Linked DNA regions of Homo sapiens: region 2 is linked to region 1. Evidence: chromatin contacts called from ENCODE Hi-C or POLR2A ChIA-PET data. All regions are on one chromosome and are shown on one strand. Each heading gives the region's core, a stretch centred on a gene start or an enhancer-like site at or near the end of the contact. The rest is flanking DNA. Distances are from core to core; before and after follow the strand shown. Region 1 holds the start of GTPBP1 (GTP binding protein 1). Region 2 holds the start of NAGA (alpha-N-acetylgalactosaminidase).

What was found. Hi-C counts contacts between places; a loop is a spot of excess contacts on that map. ChIA-PET counts read pairs that join two places held with the same protein, here RNA polymerase II (POLR2A). Pooled maps may share reads with other maps.
Region 2: a loop to region 1 is called in a pooled map, with 7 times the contacts of the local background. The contact joins the promoter of NAGA here to the promoter of GTPBP1 in region 1. A Hi-C loop is called at or near these places in 1 of 168 maps with a recorded cell type or tissue (CD4-positive, alpha-beta memory T cell) and 8 of 50 pooled maps. POLR2A ChIA-PET finds 5 or more read pairs at or near these places in 1 of 52 experiments (naive thymus-derived CD4-positive, alpha-beta T cell).

What each region holds. Positions count from the first base shown.
Region 1 is chr22:38,704,694-38,707,817 of GRCh38, reverse strand. GTPBP1 (GTP binding protein 1) reads right to left here and starts at 1,874. Exons shown (of 12, transcript NM_004286.5): 1 at 1,671-1,874. The coding sequence starts at 1,862. RefSeq lists silencers at 1,226-1,365, 1,546-1,955, 2,276-2,425 and enhancers at 1,059-1,744, 2,046-2,195, 1,745-2,430, 2,431-3,116.
Region 2 is chr22:42,068,942-42,072,119 of GRCh38, reverse strand. It overlaps NAGA (alpha-N-acetylgalactosaminidase), which reads left to right and starts at 1,308. Exons shown (of 9, transcript NM_000262.3): 1 at 1,308-1,838. The coding sequence starts at 1,823. RefSeq lists an enhancer at 998-1,047 and a silencer at 1,228-1,527.

The DNA of each region.
Region 1 (3,124 bases), core at 625-3,124:
TTTTTGATATCATCGATATTAATATACATATGATTTTTTTTAATTGTAAGGAGGACTTCCCCAGCTATGTGATGAAATAACACTTCTAGGAATATTAAATGAGCTGGTCAAGAAATGAAGGTACTACCGTCTTTGCAACTCTGCCCTGCAATTTCCTATCATGTTTCTTCAGCACCTTGACCATGTGTTGACATCCAGTTTGTTTGCTCTTGAGTCAGGTCCATAATCTTGTAACTTCCTGAGTTGACTCATCAGAGCTTGTAATTGTAACCTGGATGTTTCCTGGGTCTTTTACATCGTCCTGGCCATCCCTCTCTCTAAGTTTGGCCATCCTCATTATGGCCTTACAGGCACAAGACAGGACCAACTTTGACAGGCTAGCTGGCTTCCAAGTGCTCACCTGAGACTACAATGGCAAAGAGCAGTTGAAAATAACTTGCTTAGGTTGCAGGGAAAGTTCCTCCCCAGTTTAGGACCAAGTTTCATGCAAATTTGCCGCCATAAACTATAAAAAGTCACAAACATTTTCAAAGCTGGATAAAATGTCTATCGTAACTATCCTACAAATGTAAGTGGTGGTATTGGTGTTCTATCTTTCACCCACTGCTATTTAATCTGCACAGGAAATTAGGAACTATCTCGTTCACTTCAAACATTTACTGAGTCTCTAGTATGCATCAGGCACTATTAGGTGTCTTCTTAAATATTTCTAATTTTTACAACCCATCTGTACTTTCTTAAGATGAGGTGGTTGGAGAACTGAAAGGTTAAGAAACTTTCCCAACGTCACAGAGCCTTTCGATGGTAGGGCAGGAAAGGGAACCCAGCCCTGTCTGACTCCCAAGTTGGCATTCTTTCCCTAAGGAACGTTAAGCACCTTCAAAACACCAGTCACATCTTGTATTTACTTTTCTATTCTTCACAATGTCAAGCCGTTGGCGAGGCCTTAATTCCTGCCTACCTTCTCGACAGCTCAAAAAACACGGTTTTAAACGTCCTTCACTGCTCCACTCATACAAGATGAGCTTCCACTCACAGGATAGCGAGACTAAGGAGCCTGACCATCTTTCCATTTTGTTTCGGGTGGCCTCGAAAAGTAGACATTCTCGGACATGCTCCTCCCCAGCTGAGCGACTACTTTCTGTTTCCTTTCCCGAGTCTGGGAAGAGACGCGGCGGCCACCCTGCCCTGGCCTCCGACTACCTGTCTTCATGAGCGTCTCGGCCCCCTGCCCGGGCCCCCTCGCCCCTCTGCTGTCCCGCGCGGTCCAGGGAGAGGAGACTCTCGGTCTCCGAATCCCCTCAAGTGGGGACCCGAAGAACGGGGAGGGGCACTGAGCGGGGACAGGGAACGCGCGGAGCGCAGCTGGCATCGGGCGCCCCCGTTCCACGTGGCAGAGCCGAGGGGTTACGATCTCGGCGGGAGACGGGAGGGCGGGAGGCTGGGTTGGCGACGCGGGGGAGCCAAGGTGGGTGCGGGGACCATGGGGACGGCCCCTCGCGCCGCGAACCCCCGCACGTCCCGGAGACTAGCAGGTGGGCGGGCTCGGCCCCTTCTTCCCGTTCCGCGCTCCCCGCGGACAGGGCGGCCGCTGGCCCCGCCGTCGCCCGGGAGACTGCTCGGCCAGCCGCCCGCTCCCCTCAGCGCCCGCCGCCGCCGCCCGGGCCTACCTTGCTGGTGAGGTCCAGCTCTGGCTCGCCGTTGAGCGCCTCGCCGTCCTCGCTGCAGTCCGAGTCAAAGCCGCCGTGGAGTCGGGCGGCGGCCGCCGCGGCCCTGGCCGCCCCCGGGGAGCTGGGCTCGGGGGCGAACATAGAGGCCGGGACCGGCGAGTCCATCGCGGAGCGACTGCGCTCCGTCGCCATCTTTAATAACTTAGGCTAATTCGTAGCCGGCTTCCCTCCCTCCCAGGCTCATTTGACTAATCTATGCACAGAGCCCCGCCCCGCTCCTTATCGGAATAATTTATGCAAAACTCCAGCCGCGTACTGGGTGACACGTACCTCTAGCTAAGAAACAGTCGACTAGGCCTCTCAGCCACCAATCCCTGCAGAGCTTTCAAGTACCTAATGAATAATTAATGAGGCCCAAATCCCAACAACAAATGTCTGAGACGTCACGCGCCCTGCTCCCAGCTTGGGAGGGGGCAGTACCGAGTCCCCGCTACCCGCCTGAAGCCTTCCCGCCAACGGAAGCAGAGAAGTGTCTGACTGACACAGCAGCCATCCAATGAGGAGAGAAATACAAACAACGTTACTCGTCAACGCCCCTTCACTCTCCTTGTTTCCAGAGGCGGTACTAAGCCTGCAAATCTTACTGCAAAACAGTAGGCGCTGTAAGCCTTCCGATGACGGACAAGGGCAGGACCCAATCGAGTCATAGAACAGGTCCCGCGCCTGGACCTGCTCATGGAGATAGTAAACTGCAAAATGAGCCTCCCACTCGATTCAGTGACTGAGGCAGTTGCTGGAACGCCGATGTCCAACGTGCTGGCATGCTCCAGGCAACTTTAATAGTAGGATCGATGCTGTAAGTTCCAAGAGTTGTAATACTATAGCAGCCAGAGTGAGGCAATAATTAAATGCTGACCTTAGGGAGAATTCTCCATTCACTGCCTTTGCGGAGGCAATCACACGAACTAAAAACAGAGGCAAGCAGCTAAAATTAAAAGCCAAAAAACACCTCACCACTTTTGTGGTGAACTGCTAAACCGAAATCTAGGGTCTCATAAGGTAGTTTCCTATGGATTATTTTTCCAGTGTCATCAGTTGTGAAAAGCCCCAACCCAAAATGCCATCAACACACGTTTTAGTGTCTTGAATTCCTGTTTCAAAAGCCGGAAAAGCCTAGGCCGTCATTGTTTGGCGAAATTAGGGATTAACCAACGTCTATGAATGTCGGCCTTGGCCACTCGAACCAGGCATCAAGCAAACAAGAGCATGTTTGAGAAGATAAGGAATCCAAGACTTAGGGTTTGGACCTAAACCCTAAATCTTTAGTGAGCAAGTGGCAGGATTGAAAATGGCTTTCAGTTTTGGGGATCTACCTGAGAAGAAAGAGACAGTCTCTTCTTGTCCCTGTTTTCCACTACTATCAAGTCTTATTTGCACAAACACAGCTGGGAATC
Region 2 (3,178 bases), core at 59-2,558, 3.4 Mb before region 1:
ACCTTTCTGTGTCGGGCCTGGCCATAAAGGAATTCTCTGATCTACCTTGCCTGATACTAGGTCATAAGACTCTCATTCCAGAAGGGGTCCTGCCCTCCTCCCAGCAGGAGGGAATGCCACACAGAGAGAACAAGAAGAATCCGAATCTGAACAGACATTGCTGGGTTTCCACACTCAGCTATTAACATTAAATCATTCCCTTTTGTCTAATCGCGTTTATACACAGTTGTCCATTCCTTATTCCTTTTTTTTTTTTTCTGTTGCCCGGGCTGGAGTACAGTGACACAATCACAGCTCACTGCAACCTCGACCTCCTGGACTCAAGCAATCCTCCCACCTCAGCCTCCCGAGTAGCTGGGACCACAGGCACCTGCCTGGCTTTTTAATTTTTTGTAGAGACAGGGTCTCACTATGTTGCCCAGACTGTCCTTAAATGTCTGGCCTCAAGCGATCCCCCTGCCTCAGCCTTCCAAAGTGCTGGGATTACAGGCATGAGCCACCAGACCCGGCCAGGGCTGTCCATTCTTCATCAAACCGAGACATAAAAATAAAGATTTCCCTGAGTATTTGTGTCTTCATTCCTGAAGGCTCTCAAGTCACATAAAACATTGAGTAAATCAATCTATTATGCTTTTCTCTTGCTAACCTATATTTTATTTGTAGGAGTGTCCGCTGTGACCTTTGGGATGAGTAAGGGAAAATATCACACCTTTCTGCCCCTACAATGCCCAGAACAAAGCATTTGGCACTTAGCAGTTTCTCAATAAATACTTGATGAATGAATGAAGAAGGAAGTAGCCCAGTCTGTGCGAGTAGTCCCTGAGCGTCAGGCGGGGAAGGAGAGCCGGCTGCCTTTGCGGGAGCTGTGACCGCCTGCTTTGGTGCCTCCCACGCACCCTCCTTGTAGAGACGATTAATCCCAGACTTCCATTTTCCTAGCAGCTCACTAGGCGGGCCTTGCTTCAGAGCAGTCTCTCATTTCCTCTGCACAAAGCCCTCAACCGTCCTCTGCACGGCCGCTTACTGAGCGCCCACGGTGAGCCTGGCACGATCCTTGCCCTCTTGGTCCCCACAGAGGTGGAAGGACAGGCCTCGCGGGGTCCGGGCCACGAAGGACAGCCCCGAGTCCGTTCTGCCAATGCCTGCCTCGCTAGCACGCAGGGCGGGAGCCCAGTGGGGAAGGGCTTAGGGAGGCTGGGAGGCCGGACCCATATGGGCGGGGCACAGCGTTGCTAGGGGGGATTCTGATAGGTTGCGCGAAGGGTTGCCTTCGTGAGGCCCCGCCCTCACTGGAACGCTTCGGACTTATCAGGTTACCGGATTCGAGTCAGAAGCGGCGGCAGGTCTGAACGCTTCGGTAGGATAAGTGCGGTGGGAGGGGGCTCTGCGGTTTTGGGGAGCCCAGGGCGGGAACCCGGACCCGGCTGGAAGTCCGGAGCCTGGCCGCAGCCCCGCCCCTCCGCTCTTTCTTGGTGACCTTAAGCCAGTGGCTGCCTTTTTCTGAGCCCGGGCGGGGCCGAAGGCGGCCCGTAGGCCCTCGGGACTCCCAGCACTGCAGAGGGTGTGAGGTCTGACATCCAAGACACGTTGTTTCGTATTTCTGAAGGAAGAACTGAAGCTCCGGGAAGTGATGGCTGGGGATGGGGCGGGCAACTTGGGGACCGAGTGTACGATCCACGCCTAAGGTTGAGGGCGGCCGAGCTAGCCAGGCAGCCGTGACCCCAGTGCTTTTCAGACGTTTCTTAGCTTCCAGAGCCCAACACATACAGCTGATACACGCAGACCAGATCTGGTCAGGTCCTCGGAAGCTGAGTCCAGAGCGATGCTGCTGAAGACAGGTACCTACACCGGCTGGGGTGGCTTGGAAGGGTAGGGGTGAGTGCTACAAGGAGTGCTTTGGCCCTTCTTCCCTAATGTGGGTATGTGGAGAGACAGGTTCCTCTCTCTTTTACTTAGAGCTGGGCAGGAAGGGAGGAGATGCTTCCCCATACGGGAATCATTTCTCCTTCAAAGGGGCCCTTCCTTTCTCACTTCCTCTCCCTCAAGCACAGAGGCCCTAACTGATGGATATCAGCATGTGCGGAGAACCGCCTGTACAGTCCCTACAGTAACTCCATATTACAGATAAGGAAACTGAGGCCCGAGGGGGAAAGGTCTCACTTAGGTGAGCTGATTGGGTGCCCATCCTGGCTGGCTTACTTCTTAAGCCTCTCTGAGGCCTCTTGAGGGTCTGTGGTAGAGAGCAAAGAGCTCTGGACTGGGGCTCAGGAGACCTGGAGTCTGGCCAATGGTCCCGACTTAACGATTTTTCAACTTTACTGTGGTGTGAAAGCGACGCACATTCAGTAGAAACCACAGTACGTATACAACCTGTGTTTCAGTATTCAGTAAATTGCATGAAATATTCAACAATTTATTATAAAATAGGCTTTGTGTTAGATGATTTTGGCCAGCTGTAGGCTAATGTGCGTTGTCGCACTTTTTTTTTTTTTTTTTTTTTGAGACGGAGTCTCACTCTGTCACCCAGGCTGGAGTGGAGTAGAGTGGCGCGATCTCGGCTCACTGCAACCTCCATCTCCCAGGTTCAAGCAAGTCTCCTGCTCAGCCTCCTAAGTAGCTGGGATTACAGGCACTCACCACCTCACCCCGGTATTTTTTTGTAGTTTTAGTAGAGACAGGGTTTCACCATATTGCCCAAGCTGGTCTTGAACCCCTGACTTACGGTGATCCGCCCACCTCGGCCTCCCAAAGTGCTGGAATTACAGGAGTGAGCCACCGTGCCTGGCCTGTCCACATTTTTAAGGTAGGCTAGGCTCAGCTATGATGTTTGCCAGGTTAGGTGTATTAAGTACATTTTTGACATAATATTTTCTTTTTTATTATTTTGGGATGGGGTCTCGCACTGTCACAGCCCAGGCTAGAGTTCAGTGGCACGATCTCAGCTCACTGCAGCCTCCGCCTCTGGGGTTCAAGTGATCCTCTTGCCTCAGCCTCCCGAGTACAGCGCATGCCACCACGCCTGGCTAAGTTTTTGAATTTTTAGTAGAGACAAGGTTTCACCATGTTGGCCTGACCTCAAGTGATCCACTCGCCTCGGCCTTCCAGAGCGTTGGGATTACAGGCATGAGCCACTGCATCTGGCTGATGTGATATTTTCAACTTACACTGGGCTTATGAG